2 separate regions of the Homo sapiens genome follow, and region 1 is linked to region 2. Evidence: read pairs that join two places in POLR2A ChIA-PET (ENCODE). Cell type or tissue: GM12878. All regions are shown on one strand. Each heading gives the region's core, and the rest is flanking DNA. Links, peaks and the distances in the headings are about the cores only.

Region 1 (9,264 bases), core at 554-8,553, 110 kb after region 2:
AAAAGATGTGCTGATTCTCTCTCCCCCAAGCCTCCCTGGGTCATGCCCACCTCCTGGAGTCCCCAGCTTTGCCTTTGCCTGCCAACTTGCCTCTTGGTTCAGCTCTATTTGGGAGCAGAGAGTCCCCATAGGCCCCTAAGGGTGAAGCCCTGTCAGGCTGGGACAGAAATGTAGAGCTGGGGCCAGTTCCCAGGGGAGAACTGGGGAGGACTGGGGTGAAGGTAGAGAGAGGAGAAGTTAAACTTTAACATGACAAAAATATTAAAGTATTTTTCAAAGTACTCTTAAAAATGTAAATCTTTATCTATATACTGATATGCAAAATATTCCATGACACCTTGTGGAGTGAAAAAAAAGTACACATTATAAAGCAGCATGTGTAGTGTTTATATAAATTATATATTTGTGCATGTGTGCAAAAGACAGAGACAGAGAGTATATAAGGAGTGAGGTCTCAGAGGGTGTTCACTGAAATGTTAATCCTGTTTGGCTTTAGGGGGTGGAATTTGGGGTGATTTATACAGTCTTGTTTTTACTTTTCTGTGCTGCTTAAATTTCCTATATAAGTATGTTTCATCTTTATACACAGGAAAACTCCCAATGATGCTATTTTCAATTGGGGGGGGGGAAACGGATAGTTTTCATCATAAAAGGAGTCTAATACATTAGTTAACATAAAAGGAAAATGGAGAAAGAAAAGCCTCCATCGTCCTATCTCCGAGGCAGCCCTTCAGAGCATGTGGTGGGTTTCCTTCCTGTCAGCCGGCTCTGAATCTGTTCAAAGCAGCTTTTCCATCCAGGTATAATAATAGATTGGAAAGTGCTGCACACGTACACCCTCTCATGTAAGGCTTGCAGCCCCCCTGAAAAGTAGATCTGTTTATTTCCCCCAGTCTATGGATGAGGCACGTGAGGTTGACTTTCAGGCAAGGAAAATGACTTGCCTGGGTCACATATACCTGGCAGGCAGAGCCAGACCTGGGACTCTCAGCACTGGCAGCCCAATGCTACTTCCAGTGCCCATGACTGCCATGCAGGGTAGGGGAGCTTTTGTGGGCCCTGCCAGGCCCAGCTCAGGGCCCTGCAAACCCCTGGCTGCTGCTGATGCAGTGCGCTTTAAGGAACATTTCCTGTTGTCCATCAGGTTCCAGGTCTGCCCCCAGGGCTAGAGCTACAAGATGCAGCCAACTCAGCACATGTGGACCTCTGGTGGGGAGAAAGAGGGCAACCCGAAAGGTCACTTAGCACAGAGTCTGGGCACACAGTAGGTATCAATAAAGATCGATTGAATGTTCATGGTCAAAGTTGCTTCTAGTGTGCCCGTGCTCCGAGCCTCTGAGTGCCAGGAGAATGCCCAGCGAGTCCCACTTGGGCCATCTCGGAAGGCTTCCTGTAGGAGAGGGCCTTTGAGCTGAGACTTCAAAGCTGGGCTGAATTTCCCCGAGGGTCCAGAAGAGAGCCACGGGCTGGTGTGTCAGGCAGCGGAGCTGACACTCCCAGAAAGCAAGATCTTCGAACTACAGGGTGCGCGCAGGCTCTCGCTTCTCTCCACCATGGGGGGCCCTGCAGTACTCGCCAAGAGCGTAGAATTTGCCTAGTATTAGCCACGAGAGGGCGGGGTGGGGCGAGGCGGAGCAGGGCCGAGGTGGCGGAGTGGGGGGGAGCCGGAGAGCTTCATAAAGCCACAGCAAAGCGCTGCGACTCTAGTGACAGCGGCCCGCTGGAGAGGAAGCCCGAGAGCTGCCGCGCGCCTGCCGGACGAGGGCGTAGAAGCCAGGCGTCAGAGCCCGGGCTCCGGTGGGGTCCCCCACCCGGCCCTCGGGTCCCCCGCCCCCTGCTCCCTGCCCATCCCAGCCCACGCGACCCTCTCGCGCGCGGAGGGGCGGGTCCTCGACGGCTACGGGAAGGTGCCAGCCCGCCCCGGATGGGCATCGTGGAGCCGGGTTGCGGAGACATGCTGACGGGCACCGAGCCGATGCCGGGGAGCGACGAGGGCCGGGCGCCTGGCGCCGACCCGCAGCACCGCTACTTCTACCCGGAGCCGGGCGCGCAGGACGCGGACGAGCGTCGCGGGGGCGGCAGCCTGGGGTCTCCCTACCCGGGGGGCGCCTTGGTGCCCGCCCCGCCGAGCCGCTTCCTTGGAGCCTACGCCTACCCGCCGCGACCCCAGGCGGCCGGCTTCCCCGGCGCGGGCGAGTCCTTCCCGCCGCCCGCGGACGCCGAGGGCTACCAGCCGGGCGAGGGCTACGCCGCCCCGGACCCGCGCGCCGGGCTCTACCCGGGGCCGCGTGAGGACTACGCGCTACCCGCGGGACTGGAGGTGTCGGGGAAACTGAGGGTCGCGCTCAACAACCACCTGTTGTGGTCCAAGTTTAATCAGCACCAGACAGAGATGATCATCACCAAGCAGGGACGGTGAGTGCGGCGCGCCGGCCCTTGGGGCCTCTGTGCCCGCGCCGGAACAAGAACGTCTCGTCTGTTTTTCTGGCTCGACAATGCTTCTGACTCCGTGTCCCTCACTGCTTTGGCTTCAGCGTAGGGAGACAGGGGAATGGGGTTGTTAGGAGGACAGGGAAAGCTCCGGAGGGGCGTCTGTGCCCAGGCTGTTGCACCAACAGCCAGAGGACTCACAAGGGAGACGGGTGAGTGCGGGACAGTGAGAAGTCACCTTGATTTAGGGGAAGGGTGACTGTGGCTTCACCTAGAATTGGTGTGCGCCCCTGCCCCACTCTCTACTGTAGAGGAGTCGCAGCGGGCAGTGAAAGCCTGTGCTCTGGGCGGACAGGACGCCTGGGCCTCCTGTGTGGGAAACTGGAGGGGAAGGGAGCCCCTTATCTCCGGGCCCCCTGCGCCCACCTCCCCCGGCTCCTTTGCTGCTGGTGTGCTCAGGTCAGCTTTAGTGGTGGTAGTGGTGGTGGTAGCGGTGGTGGTGGTGTGTGTGTACGGGGGGAGATTGGGATTTGGTGACATGGAGAAGCAGTCGCCAAGTTTCCTTTCCGGTCTTACTTTGAGATCATATGTCTGGTGTGTGTGTGTGTGTGTGTGTGTGTGTGTGTGTGTGTGTGTGTGTGTGTGTGTGTATGTGTGTGTGGGTGTGTGTGTATGGGGGCTAGTGCAGTAAAGCTTGTAGGGGGCACAGATCCCTTCCAGGCACAAATGCCCACGGGCTGGGCAGATGAAGCTCACCCAGGGGTCCAGCCTGGTAGCCAGCCCCACACTGCACCCTTTGAGGCTGGTCCAGTGAAAACCTTCCCCACACTCCTGTCCAGAAATTCACCGGTTCAGCCTGGAGAAGTGGGGAAGGGGTGTCCCATGGCTTCATGGCTCAGGGTTCCTGAGCCCCGTGCGTGATGGGGAGAGTTTGGGGCTGAGGGTGCTGCTTCCGGATAGAGCCTCCTGCGCAAGGAAAGAAACAGAAACCTGTGACTTGTGTGGTATTTGTTTAGTAAGCAACCCCCGGAGTGGACTGTGTCTGATGTGGGCTGTGCGCACCCACCCTTCCCAGTGCGGCCCATGTGAGCAGGGGACCAGCGAGGACCAGTGTGGAAGGGCTGTTGTCATTGGTGGACCTGGGATGCTGGGTCCCAGGTCCGAGAGGTGTGGATACCAAACGTGGGGCTTGGGGTGGAGGGGAGAGGGAGAAGGCCATGTTGGACCCCAGAGGTTGGTATTCGATCTGGGCATTGCTGGAACATTCTTCCCTCCAGATGATTTTTGTGGGGTAGCCTGGGACTGGGGAACCTGTTGCCAGCCACAACTGGCTTCAAGTTACTGAGCTGTTCCACTTTCCCTGGGATGAACCCAGGAAAGTTGGCGTGTTCTTTGATGGCTCAGCCTTCATCTCTTAAGCCTTCTGATAATTTCTCTCTGCTCCCCCCAACCCTAGTCACCCTTTGGGTGTACCCAGACACAGCCCAAGCTTCTGGTCCCAATGTGTCTGAATTGGAAGGGACCCAGAAGATCCTGTCCCTCTCACTGCACAGACAGGGAAACAGGCCCAGAGATAGCAAGAGACTCTTCCAAGGTCACACAACACACTCATTGCAGGCAGAGCTGGCACTACAGCCCAGATAGTATTTGCTTGGGTTTCTTTCTCTGGCCCCCTACGGCCACCAGTAAAAACAGCCACCCACGCTCTCTGAAGGCCCTGATGCATTCAGAGTGCTTTCACTTCCATTATTTCACTGTGCGTTAGGTAGGCCAAGCAGTCTCCCCATTTTACAGTTGAGGTCACTGAGTTGCAGGGTCAGCTAGGGGCTTGCACTCCATCACACAGCAGACCAGAAGTGGGGCCTCTTAACCTTCCACTCTGTTGTGTGGTCAGGAGGACTTCCCACCCTGGGCCCTTGCTGGGGTCTCCCCACAGCCTCTGCCAGGCCTCTGCCTCCTCCTGCCAGTCTTGAGGGATGGGGTGGATGGAGCATCAGCCAGCACTCTAGGGAGTTGGCCAGTGCTAGGGGGCTGCCTCTCTGCCTGTAGAGCCAGCTTCAGGGAGGCTGTAGAGCACTTCAGGGAGGCACTTGAGGGGATGATTCTCGAAGTGTGTATCACCATCTCTACTCCCATGGCCTCCTTTCCTTGGTGTTCCTGCTGAGTAATTCTCACTTGACAAGTTTTTTTGTCCCCCTTTTAGATACATACACTTACATTTTTTTATTATGAAAAATTCCACTACATACAAACATGGACAGAAGAATGTAACAGACTTCCATCCCCAGCTTCCACAGTTGTCAATATGGGTCCAATCTTGTTTCTGCATCCTCACTTCGCTTCTTCTGTCTGCAACTATATTAGTAATATAGTAATTACTAAGTACATTCTAGATATTATTTTATCTCTGCACCTCTAAAAATGACTTTTTAAAATGAATGCATTACCATTAGCAAACCTGAAAAGAATTTCCTAAATATCACCAAGCTTCTCTGATTGCTTCATAAATGTGTGTGTGTGTGTGTTTTCCAATCCTCACACTTTTTGCTCCATTCTGAGGGGCTCCATACGCGGGGTCCCTGTTGAAGGAGGCAGTGGCTCTTCACTGTTTCTTTTGGTGCTTTTTCTTGGATCAGGCTTCATAGACCCCACGCTGCCATGGAGGGGACAGAGGACACACAACCCCAATTCAGTCCCACTAGCCCCAGGTTACCTCCATACCTTCTCAGCTTGGGCTCCTGAGATCTGGGAAATCAGTGGCCATTTCCTCTCAAAACAGGCTTTTGGGCTTATAGCACAGCTTCCTTTCCGTCTTCCTGCTTTTGTGGGCTGGCCTATCCCTCCGTGGGTTCCAGTGACCCACCAGTCACACCACATCACCCATGACCTTCTTCCTTTTTGAAAGGTTCTCCCACCTCAGGCCCACCTACAGCCTACAGCCCCACGGCTTTTTGCCTTGAGCTGACTCACGCCGTCCCGGATTCTTCCTCTCCCACCCACCCTGGATCTATCCCTCGGTATTGACCAGCGCCAGTGGCATGCTCTTCCCAACGGGCAGAAATGGGGCAGGGCACAGGGGGTGATTCCTGGGTCTGGAGATTGATCAAGGCAGCTCAGATGGGGCTGAGAGAGGGGAACTGAGAACAAAACGGTGGATTATCCCAGTAGGAGACTTTGGTGTCTACGTTTGTGTCTGGAGATTTGGGGCAGCCTGATAATGCCCCACACAGGCTTGTGCGAGGGTTTCTGTGTGGCAGTGTGTGTGTGTTGCGAATGTGTTGGCGAGTATATAATAGTTGATGGTAGACATTCTCAGTAGAGGAAGAGAGAGGCCTGTGTCTCTGTGGGTGTGTGGGTGTGTATTAATTGCTGGCAATCCCCACTTTCTGGGTGTGATTGGTTGATTATTATAATTAAGATAACTTTGGGTAGCTGTGTTGTGTTAAGCTCAATCTGCATTTGGATTTGTGCATGTGAAGACAGAGGTTGGTAAAACAACAATTTCAGTCCCACACTATCCTTGCTATCCTCACAGTCATTACAATTTTTTTTTGTCTCCACTTTCCCAACTCCAAGAACTTTAATTTTTTTATTTGTAATATTTTTCATGGGCCAGGAAGTGGACTTGAACCTCCCACATAGATAACTTTAGTCGATAACTTTCTACATCTTTTTTTTTTTTTGAGATGGAGTCTCACTCTGTCCCCCAGGCTGGAGTGCAGTGGCTCAATCTTGGCTCACTGCAACCTGCACCTCCCAGGTTCAAGTGATTCTCCTGCCTCAGCCTCCCAAGTAGCTGGGATTACAGGCAGAAGCCACCAAGCCCAGCTAATTTATGTATTTTTAGTAGAGACGGGGTTTCGCCATGTTGGCCAGGCTGGTCCCAAACACCTGACTTCAAGTGATCCCCCGCCTCGGCCTCTCAAAGTGCTGGGATTACAGGTGTGAGCCACCGCACCTGGCCCAACTTTTCAGATCTTAAAAAATTTTTTTTAATTTATTTTTTATGGAGACAGAATATTACTGTGTTGCCCAGGCGGTCTCAAATCCCTGATCTCAAGCAATCTCCCGCCTCAGCCTCCCAAAGTGCTGGGATTACAGGCATGAGCCATTGTGCCCAGCTAAAAACATTTTTTTTAGGCTTAAGCATGCTTAACTGGTTTCATTTGTCTTGGGGCAAGTGAAAACAACTTTAATTAAAAATTTTTTTTAAATGAGACATGGTCTTGCTCTGTCACCCACGCTGGAGTGCAGTGGTGCGATTATGGCTCACTGCAGCCTCAACCTGCTGGGCTCAAGCAATCCTCCCATCCCAGCCTCCTGAGAAACTGGGACTATAGGCGCACATCACCATGTCCGGCTAATTGTTTCTATTTTTTGTAGAGATGGGGTCTCACTATGTTGCCCAGGCTGCAGCTTTGCTTTTTGTCTGGCTGTTTGCCAGTGGCTGTCTGAGTCTATTAAGTGGATCTGAGGTTGGTAAGACGAGGAGTTCCCTTGATGCCCAAGCACATTTTGTACTTTGGTAGGTACGACACATTGCCAGAATACCCTCCCAAAAGGTGCTACCAATTTACGCCCACACCAATAGTCTATGAGAGGACCCATTTTCTCACAGCCTCATCAGCAGTAGATATTATCACATTTTTTTTTTTTTTGAGACAAAGTCTCGTTCTGTTGCCCAGGCTGAAGTGCAGTGGCATGATCTCTGCTCACCGCAACCTCCGCCTCCCAGGTTCAAGCGATTCTCCCACCTCAGCCTCCCAAGTAGCTGGGATTACCGGCATGCACCACCACGCCTGGCTAATTTTTGTATTTTTAATAGAGATGGGGTTTCACCATGTTACCCAGGCTGGTCTCAAACTCCTGACCTCAGGTGATCCACCTGCCTCGGCCTCCCAAAGTGCTGGGATTACAGGCGTGAGCCACCACGCCGGGCCAATATTATCAATTTTTAAACATTGACCAATATGACTGAGAAGAACTATCTATCTCCTTGCTATTTTAATTTGCACTTAATTACAGTGAAGCAGAGCCTGTGCCAGGAGCTCCGAATCTGGGAGAGGTATGACGACCCTGTGAACCATCCCAAGGCTACTTAGTTCTTAGGGCCAGCAGAGGAATTTGGGGTCTTGGACCCTGTCTTATGAGGGTGGGATGGTAAGTGGCCTTTAGGGACGCTCAATTTGACACCAGACCCATCACCACTCTCGGTTCCTTCCCAGCAAAGTGTCATGTAAATCAGGGGCTATTTTGGGATTCCAGCTGGTGGTGATTCTAGACTTTTAGGGAGAAACCGAGATCTCCTTTCTCTTCTCCCTTTTCCCCAGCCTCTTCCTGTGTCTCCATTTCCCTCTACTAGTGATAAAAACAGGATGAGCTGGGCATGGTGGTGAGCACCTATAACCCCGCTCGGGTGACTCGGGAGGCCAAGGCAGGAGGATTGCCTGTGCCCAGGCATTTGAGCAGAGCCTGTGCAGCATAGCAGACTCCATCTCTTAAAAAAAAATCAGTATGGCCTGGCGCGGTGGCTCACCCCTGTAATCCCAGCACTTTGGGAGGTCGAGGCCAGTGGATCACCTGAGGTCAGGAGTTCGAGACCAGCTTGATTAACATGGTGAAACCCCGTCTCTACTAAAAGTACAAAAATTAGCCAGGTGTGGTGGCGGGCGCCTGTAGTCCCAGCTACTCGGGAGGCTGAGGCAGGAGAATAATGGCGTGAACCTTGGAGGCGGAGCTTGCAGTGAGCCAAGATCACACCACTGCACTACAGCCTGGGCAACAGAGCGAGACTCCGTCTCAAAAAAAAAAAAAAAATTAGCCAGGCGCAGTGTTGGGTGCCTGTAGTCAAGGAGAATCTCTTGAACCTGGGAGGCAGAGGTTGCAGTGAGCCGAGATCACACCACTGCACTCCAGCCTGGGGGACAGAGCGAGACTCTGTCTAAAAAAAAAGAAAGAAAAAAATGAATATGAAGAAATGGGGACCACAGAGCACAGCATGCACTCTGCAGTCAGAAGACCTCACCTCTGCTCTCCCACCGAGGACCGTCACCAAACCTCTCGGAGCGTCAGTTTCTTCAAATATAAAATTGGAAATAACATTTTATTTTTTATTTTTTCTTTGAGATGGAGTCTCACACTGTTGCCCAGGCTGGAGTGCAGTGGCGCCATCTCGGGTCACCGCAACCTTCGCCTCCCAGGTTCAAGCGATTCTCCTTGCCTCAGCCTCCAAAGTAGCTGGGACTACAGGTGCATGCCACCACACCAGGCTAATTTTCTGTATTTTTAGTAAATATGGGGTTTCACTATGTTGGCCAGGCTGGTCTCGAACTCCTGAGCTCAGGAAATCCACCCTCCTCGGCCTCACAAAGTGCTGGGATTACGAGTGTGAGCCACTGTGCTGGGCCATCTTTCGAACTTTTTAACAGCTTTCAGAGGAAAGATGGACAGGAGTTAGACTCTCCATTTACATGTGAAGAAACTGAGATTTGGGCTGGGTGCAGTGGCCCATGTCTATAATCCCAGCACTTTGGAAACCTGAGGCGGGTAGACCACTTGAGGTCAGGAGTTCGAGACCAGCTTGGCCAACGTGAAACTCCATCTCTACTAAAAATACAAAAATTAGCCGGGTATGGTGGCACATGCCTGTAGTCCCAGCTCTTGGGAGGCTGAGGCAGGAGAATCACTTGAACCTGGAAGGTGGAGGTTAGAGTGAGCTGAGATCACGCCACTGCACTCCAGCCTGCATGACAGAGCGAAACTCCATTTCAAAAAGAAACTGAGATTTGGCTTGAGAATTAACTTATCCAGGGTCATAGGGTAGTAATCTATTTT
Region 2 (8,000 bases), core at 1-8,000:
CATGGGTTGTCTGTGTCCCTTTAGCAAAGACCACAGCTCTTACCAAGCAGCCCCCTCTAGCTTCTGGCTCCTTCTCTTTGCTCCTTCACATCTAGGAATAGAAAGAAAGGAGAACTCGAGAGCTGGGTGCGGTGGCTCACGCTTGTAATCCCAGCACTTTGGGAGGCCGAGACGGGTAGATCACCTGAGGTCAAGAATTCAAGACCAGCCTGGCCAACATGGTGAAACCCCGTCTCTACTAAAAATACAAAAATTAGCTGGGCATGGTGGCGCATGCCTGTAATCCCAGCTACTCGGGAGGCTGAGGCAGGAGAATTGCCAGAACCCAGGAGGCAGAGGTTGCAGTGAGCCAAGACCGTGCCACTGCACTCCAGCCTGGGCAACAAGAGTGAAACTCCGTCTCCAAAAAAAAAAAAGAAGACTCAAGCTGGGTGCGGTCACTCACACCTGTAATCCCAGCACTTTGGGAGGCTGAGGTAGACAGATCACCTGAGGTCAGGAGTTTCAGACCAGCCTGGTCAACATGATGAAACCCCTGTTTCTACTAAAAATACAAAAATTGGCCAAGCATGGTGATGCATGTCTGTAATACCAGCTACTTGAGAGGCTGAGGCACAAGAATTGCTTGAGCCTGGGAGGCAGAGGCTGCAGTGAGCTGAGATCGTGCCACTGCACTCCAGCCTGGGCAACAGAGCGAGACTGTCTCAAAAAAAAAAAAAAAAAAAAAAAAAAGGACTTAGTTACCAGCCCTGGATTACGCCATTATTCTTCATTGATTTTCCTGCACTCTGTCCATGTCTCTGTAAATAGTCCTTTATTAAACCTTCCTCAGTTTGTGTTCTTTCCTACCAATACCTTGAGTGATTTGGGCACAATAGCCCTGCTGCTTTGGGTCTCTAAAGGTTTTAATTCAGCCTTTTCTGTGTCAGATGTTTTGTTTTTCAAATAGCTCCCTATCATAAGTCATACACCCATTTTACAGATGAGAATGCAGACTCAGAAAAGTAAGGCAAATTAATACAGCAAAATAACTATCAACCAGTGATCAAGCCAGGTTTGCTAGTCTCCAAAGGCTGTGGTCTTTCAGGGAACTGCCATGTCTCCACAATTAAAAGATCATAGTTAGACTGGGCCAGGCAATAGCATTAAAGCTTAATTACTTTTTCCTAATATATTTTGGTTACAAATTTTAGTGGAAATCAGAAGGTTTGGAAGAAACAAGTATGTTAATGCCTCCTATGGAGAGTTTTACATTATTTTTCATTAATGAGATTCAGTAAAGCTTTTTGGAACAGTGGGCAGTGGTGGGGTGAATTCTCAACTTGCAATTTCTAAGGATAGGTTTTAGGGAGCAAGGAATAAATCTGTTGAGTACAACTTGGGGAGGATTAAGAGGAGTTCTATAGCTCTAAATAGATTCTTCAAATTCTATAACCCAAAAAGTTTCCAGAATTACCAGAAAGACATCATGGAGCCACATGTAAGTGCTAATGTTTTTTGTTTTTATTTTTTAGCAAGTTATTAAATAAAAGCAAGTGGGCCGGGCACAGTGGCTCATGCTTGTAATCCCAACACTTACCAAGGCAGGTGGATTACCTGAGGTCAGGAGATCAAGACCAGCCTGGCCAACATGGCGAAACCCCGTCTCTGCTAAAAATACAAAAATTAGTCGGTGTGGTGGTGCATGCCTATAATCCCAGCTACTCGGGAGTCTGAGGTGAGAGAATCTACTTGAACCCAGGAGGCAGAGGTTGCAGTGAGCTGAGATTGCACCACTGCACTCCAGCCTGGGTAACAGAGCAAGATTCCCTCTCAAAAAAAAACAATTAATTTTAAAATAAACAGGCCAGGCGCGGTGGCTCACGCCAGTATTCCCAGCACTTGGGAGGCCCAGGCGGGCAGTTCACCTGAGGTCGGGAGTTTGAGACTAGCCTGACCAACATGGAGAAACCCTGTCTCTACTAAAAAAAAAAAAAAAAAAAAAAAAATTAGCCGGGTGTGGTGGCGCATGCCTGTAATCCCAGCTACTTGGGAGGCTGAGGCAGGAGAATTGCTTGAACCCGGGAGGCGCAGGTCACAGTGAGCCGAGATCGCGCCATTGCACTCCAGCCTGGGCAACAAGAGCGAAACTCCATCTCAAAAATAAAATGCATAAATAAAAATCCAAGCTTTTGGTAATATGTTTATACTGCTGAATCTATACTTACAGCGTCACTCTTGACTGAAAAATATATTGCTTGATAGAACTGAATCTCTTCCTTTACTAGATACTAGTTTTAGGGTTTCAGAGTTGGTTTTCTCTAAATAAGAGTATTTGTGACAATGCAAAATACCCACCCAAGAAGGACCGTGCCTTCTTGTACCAACCCTGGTGCAAGCAAAATGATTGAGGTGTTTGGTTTCAAATGCAAGAATAAGAGCCTTGATGTTAACAAAACATTGAGCCGAACAACTGCCTTCCCTAGGAAACCAAATCAGAGGACTGGTTGTTCTACCAGTTTGATGGCCAGTGTTGTGATAGGTGACAGTGTCAGGTGAAGGAAAGTCAAGTGAGTTGTTACTGCCACTTACAAAGACCTGTGATTGCTCCTGTGATTCCACTGCAAGTATATGGCAGCTGTAGCTTTCACTACTGGGCTTCTGTTTCCAACACTGGGGAGGAATTGGCAGAGAATGAACATAGTTTACTGTCATGATCTGTGCTTTCTCAGGGAGGTTGTAGCAGCTAACAGCAGATATACTATACATCAATTAAGATGACTACCAGGAAGAAAAAAATAATCCTTGCCGTGGTTTGGCTGACAGTACCAATATGGTCCTCTGAGACATCCCCTACCCCTACTCTAACCACCTTTAACCTTCATCACCAATTTGACAAATTTTACAGGTGTATTACGTTACACTGCAATTCTGGGCAACTCTTAATAGGGCACTGATTACCTTGCATTATTTGTACTCATCTGGACATTCTCTTCCTTAATGTTTATTAGCCTGTACTTTTAAAGTTAAGCAGGGGGCCAGGCACCGTGGCTCACGCCTGTAATCCCAGCACTTTGGGAGGCTGAGGCAGGCGGATCACTTGAGCCCAGGAGTTTGAGACCAGCCTGGACAACATAGTGAAACCCCATCTCTACAAAAAATACAAACATTAGCTGGGTGTGGTGGTATGCTCCCGTAGTCCCAGCTACCTGGGAGGCTGAGGCAGGAGAATCGCTTGAGCCCAGCAGGAGGTTGCAGTGAGCCGAGATCATGCCACTGCACTCCAGCCTGGGTGACAAGGCAAGACCCTATCTCAAAAAAATAAAAAATAGTTAAGGAGGTGCAGGCATGGTAGCTCACACCTGTAATCCCGGCACTTTGGGAGGCCAAGGTGGGAGGATCACTTGAGCTCAGGAGATTGAGACCAGCCTTGGCCACATGGTAAAACTCCATCTCTACTAAAAGAAAAAAAATTAGCTGGGCATGTTGGCATGTGCCTGTAGTCCCAGCTACTCAGGAGGCTTAGGCTGCACTGACCTATGGTCACACCACTGCACTCCAGGCTGGGTGACAGTGAGACCCTGTCTCAATAATAGGGCCGGGGGGGTGGCTCATGCCTGTAATCCCAGCACTTTGGAAAGCCGAGGTGGGTGGATTGCTTGAGCTCAGGAGTTCAAGACCAGCCTGGGCAACATAACGAAACCCCGTCTCGTTATACAAAATACAAAAAAATTAGCCAGGCATAGTGGTATATGCCTGTGGTCCCAGCTACTCAGGAGGCTGAGGTGGGAAGAGGATCGCTGGAGCCCAGGAAGTTGAGGCTACAGTGAGTCAGGATGGCACCACTGCACTCCATCCTGGGTGAGAGCAAAACCCTGTCTCAAACAAACAAAAATAATAGTAATAAAAATAAGGAGAAGAAAAAATCAGTATGTGGAGTGGCTATTAGGTTAGTGGGAGAAGTCTCAAGAACACCATACAAAATAATAGAAGGGAGATGGAAGGAAACAACTTACAAGAAAATGTACAAAGCACTTAAAATATTTGAGATGAATGAGAATGGATGAGATTGCTGTTGCTTTTCTAACAGGTCAATTTCCTCTTCTATCAGCAGAGCACTTGTAAGTCAGAATGTAAAGGGATGTGATAGGATGAAGTTAATACTGTGCCCTCTACAAGTGTAAAGAAGTTCTTTGTTTTCTTCTTTTTTGTCTTGAGATGATCTCTTTGTCACCCAGGCTGGAGTGCAGTGGTGCGATCCTGGCTCACTGCGCAGTGGTGCGATCCTGGCTCACTGCAGCCTTGAACTTCTGGGCTTAAGGGATCCTCCCACCTCAGCCTCCTGAGTAGCTGGGACTAGAGGTGTGTGCCACCACACCCACTAATTTAATTTGTTAATTTTGTGGAGGTGGGGTTTCACCATGTTGCCCAGGCTTGTCTCGAACTCCTAGGCTCACGTGATCCCAAGTTACTGGGATTACAGGCATGAGCCATCTTGCCCCGCCTTAGTTCATTTTTTTTTTTTTTGAGATGGAGTCTTGCTCTGTTGCCCAGGCTGGAGTGCAATGGCGTGATCTTGGCTCACTGCAACCTCCGCCTCCCAGGGTCAAGCGATTCTCCCACCTTCAGCCACCCAAGTAGCTGGGCTTACAGGCATGCACCACCTGTCTGGCTAATTTTTGTATTTTTAGTAGACATGAGGTTTCGCCATGCTGGCCAGGCTGGTCTTGAACTCCTGACCGCCCACCTGGGCCTCCCAAAGTGCTGGGATTACAGGCGTGAGCCACTGCGCCTGGCCTCTTAGTTCATTCTTATAACAGTAACAGAGTAGACAGACTATTGGATAAACAACGAAATAGTACATGACTTAGATCTCTTGGCTACCAAACCTGGCCTTCTCTTAATTTCTTACTCTCAGCAAATGGAAGACCTATGTGACCAATACAGTAGCTACTAGCCATTCACAGCTATTTAAATTAATTAGAATTAAATAAAAAGTTGCTTGGGGCTGGCTCATGCCTGTAATCCCAGCACTTTGGGAGGCCAAGGCAGGTGGATCACTTGAGTTCAAGACCAGCCTGGACAACATGGTGAAACCCCGTCTCTACTAAAAATACAAAAATTAACCAGGCGCATGCCTGTAATCCCAACTACTAAGGAGGCTGAGGCAGATGAATTGCTTGAGCCCAGGAGGCGGAGATTGCACTCCATGCCACTGCACTCCAGCCTGGGTAACAGGGCAAGACTCTGTCTCAAGAAAAAAGTTGCCTGGTTGCACTAGCCACAAATCAACTGCGCAGCAGCCACATAAGGCTAGTGGCTACTGTATTGAACAGCACAGATATAAATCATATTCATCACTCAGGAAAGTTCTATTGGACCACCCTGAGCTACACCTCATATATCCAAGTGTATTTTTTTGTGTATCACTGAAAGTAATAGCTTGGGCAACATGGTGAGACTCTGTCTCTACAAAAGATTGAAAAAATTAACTGAGTGTGGTAGCACACACCTGTAGCCCCAACTGCTTAGAAGACTGAGGTTGGGAGATCACTTGAGTCCAGGAGGTGGAGGCGGCAGTGAGCCATGTTCGTGCCACTGCACTATAGAGCCTGGGCAACAAAATGAGACCCTGTCTCCAAAAAACAAAGTTACATTTTTACTAATCTTGTAACAAATTGCTGATCACCTAAGAACATTTTATCACTAACCCCTATTCATTTAAAATTTTATTTTTCATGAATGTAATACATGTCGTATTCATTTTCCAAAAATTGAAGGAAAAAAAAGTGACTCTCTTCTTACAAACTCCTCTACGTTTTTATACTCTATGCATTTTGAATATTTTTAGTAATGAAGATAGGCTGTGCCTCCTTCACTTGTCTGACCACGTAACCAGTGCCACGTGTTTTCAGTCTTTGCTGTATGAAACTAAATGTGCCATGCTCAGAGCTGCCACCCGTGTCCTAAGTCACGAAGCTAATCACCAAAGACTACTTGTGAACAAAGTAACAGCTGGCAAATGCATACCTTGAGAAGTGTTTCTTCCTTGTTTAGAGTCACTGGTTCATGAATGTTTTCCAGCCTGACTTCCTGATGTTAAATGCCAGTTTTGTGGACTGCACACATTTGAAGAACGTGACTTTAAGTTCCTGGTTCAATTAGTTTAAGTGGCTCATGTAATGAATTCACTCAATGTACTTCCCTCACTGGAGATGTGAACTGCACTATATTTGGAACTAACACTTGCAATCCTATACACTGTTGCCTGGGTGTTGAGCTACAAATTTTGGTTAATATCACCATTAACTAGATTCAGGAAGTTATATGATGATGAATTTCACAAAGATTTTGGTGAAGAGAGATGTGACTGGTTTGAAAAAAAGGGGGGTGAGGGTATTCTTCTCATAGGTTCCCAATGTGCAGGGACTTCAGCTTGCTGACACTGTTGAATGAGGCCATGCGTTCCTCCCACTGGGGCTTGCTTACCTGCTGACACCTGCCACGCCAGCCTGAGCAACTGTGTTGCCCTGACTCCTAGGCTTACCCCTGTTAACTTGGTGACTACACCTCACTGCTTCCAACAAATAAAACAAATGTGCCATCCATCCAGAAATGCCCCAAGTGTGCACTAAACCCAGGAAAGACCTGAGATAGGAATAATCTAGGTAGCTTTAAATGTTCCTGTTCTCTAGGATCCAAACTTAGCCATCCCCACTAAGATGCTGGGCAAACGTTCTCATTGGTACATAAGCATCACAGAAGGCTGGTGAGAAGGGGACCAGCCTTTTCTAGTCATTATCAAATAATACAGCAGCACTGTGCTCCAGCCTCACAGGCTGCTATCTGATGGGACGGGTGTGCATTTTGGCCACTGATCAAAAGACCTTGGTTATCACAAGAACCTTATCAGAAAAGCCCCACAGCATTAAACCTGAGTGCAGTATTCAAGGCAAGGTTCTGATGGATTTGTTCAATGGCTATGGGATTCAGATGGCAGACACTACATAGTTGCAAAAGCTTTTACTGCAGAAGGAAATGCCTATTATACTAGATATTGAGGCTACAGTATCAAATAAGGTAGACTTGGTCTCTGCCCTAATGGAGCTTACAATCTAGCAGCGACAAGAGATATCGAATGAGTAATTTTAAGTGTGCCAACTCTGGAGTGGGAAGTTTAGTGTGCTATACCAGACAGTTCAAAGTAGCCTGAAGGTTCAGGAAAGTCTCCCTGGAGAAATGTTAAACTGAAACATGAAAGATGAGTAGTTGCCAGGCAAAGAGGAGAGAAAAAGTGTTATTAGCAGAAGAAACAGCATGTGCAACGGGCCTGTAGTTAGAAGGAAGCAGACCTATTTAAGAAAGCAAAAGAGGGCTGGGCGCGGTGGCTCACGCCTGTAATCCCAGCACTTTGGGAGGCCGAGTCAGGCAGATCACCTGAGGTCAGGAGTTCGAGACCAGCCTGGCCAACATGGTGAACCCCCGTCTTTACTAAAAATACAAAAAAATTAGACAGGCATGGTGGCGGGCGCCTGTAATCCCAGCTACTCGGGAGGCTGAGGCAGGAGAATCCCTTGTACCTGGGAGATGGAGGTTGCAGTGAGCCGAGGCAGTGCTATTGCACTCCAGCCTGGACAACAAGAGCAAAACTCTGTCTCAAAAAAAAAAGCAAAAGAAATCCAAGATGGGCTGGGTGCAGTAGCTCATACCTGTGATCCCAGCGCTTTGTGAGGCTGAGGTGGGAGGATCGCTTAAGCTCAGGAGTTCAAGACCAACCTAGGTAACATAGTGAGACCCAGTATCTACTTAAAAAAAAAAATTAGCTAGGCGTGGTGGCATGCGCCCATAGTCCCAACTACTTGGGAGACTGAGGTGGGAGGATCGCATGAGCCCAGGAAGTTCAGGTACATGAGATGTGGTCCAGCCACTGCACTCCTCCCTGGGTGACTGAGCAAGACCCTGTCTCAAAAAAAAAAAAAAGAGGATACTCGGCCGAGCACAGTGACTCATACCTGTAATCC

Evidence for each region. ChIA-PET counts read pairs that join two places held together with the same protein. Peaks named below come from ENCODE experiments on the same cell type or tissue, not always from the same donor. Only the 100,000 strongest peaks of a DNase experiment are listed, where the experiment ranks them.
Region 1: POLR2A ChIA-PET joins it to region 2 with 5 read pairs; 6 of 35 experiments call an interaction of 5 or more read pairs at or near these places.

What each region holds. Positions count from the first base shown.
Region 1 is chr17:47,731,531-47,740,794 of GRCh38, forward strand. It overlaps TBX21 (T-box transcription factor 21), which reads left to right and starts at 1,706. Exons shown (of 6, transcript NM_013351.2): 1 at 1,706-2,415. The coding sequence starts at 1,925. RefSeq lists a promoter at 1-1,713, silencers at 1,525-2,064, 2,095-2,264 and an enhancer at 2,445-2,494. In GM12878, for the core only: a CTCF peak has its summit at 1,606 (motif pointing right); DNase peaks (open chromatin) are centred at 1,660 and 4,151; H3K4me3 peaks cover 4,903 bases; H3K27ac peaks cover 3,877 bases.
Region 2 is chr17:47,623,976-47,631,975 of GRCh38, forward strand. KPNB1-DT (KPNB1 divergent transcript) reads right to left here. Exons shown (of 4, transcript NR_171700.1): 3 at 2,572-2,652. Among named protein-coding and RNA genes, the nearest start is that of KPNB1-DT, 21 kb to the right of the region's middle. In GM12878, for the core only: no CTCF peak of the experiment used is centred there; no DNase peak of the experiment used is centred there.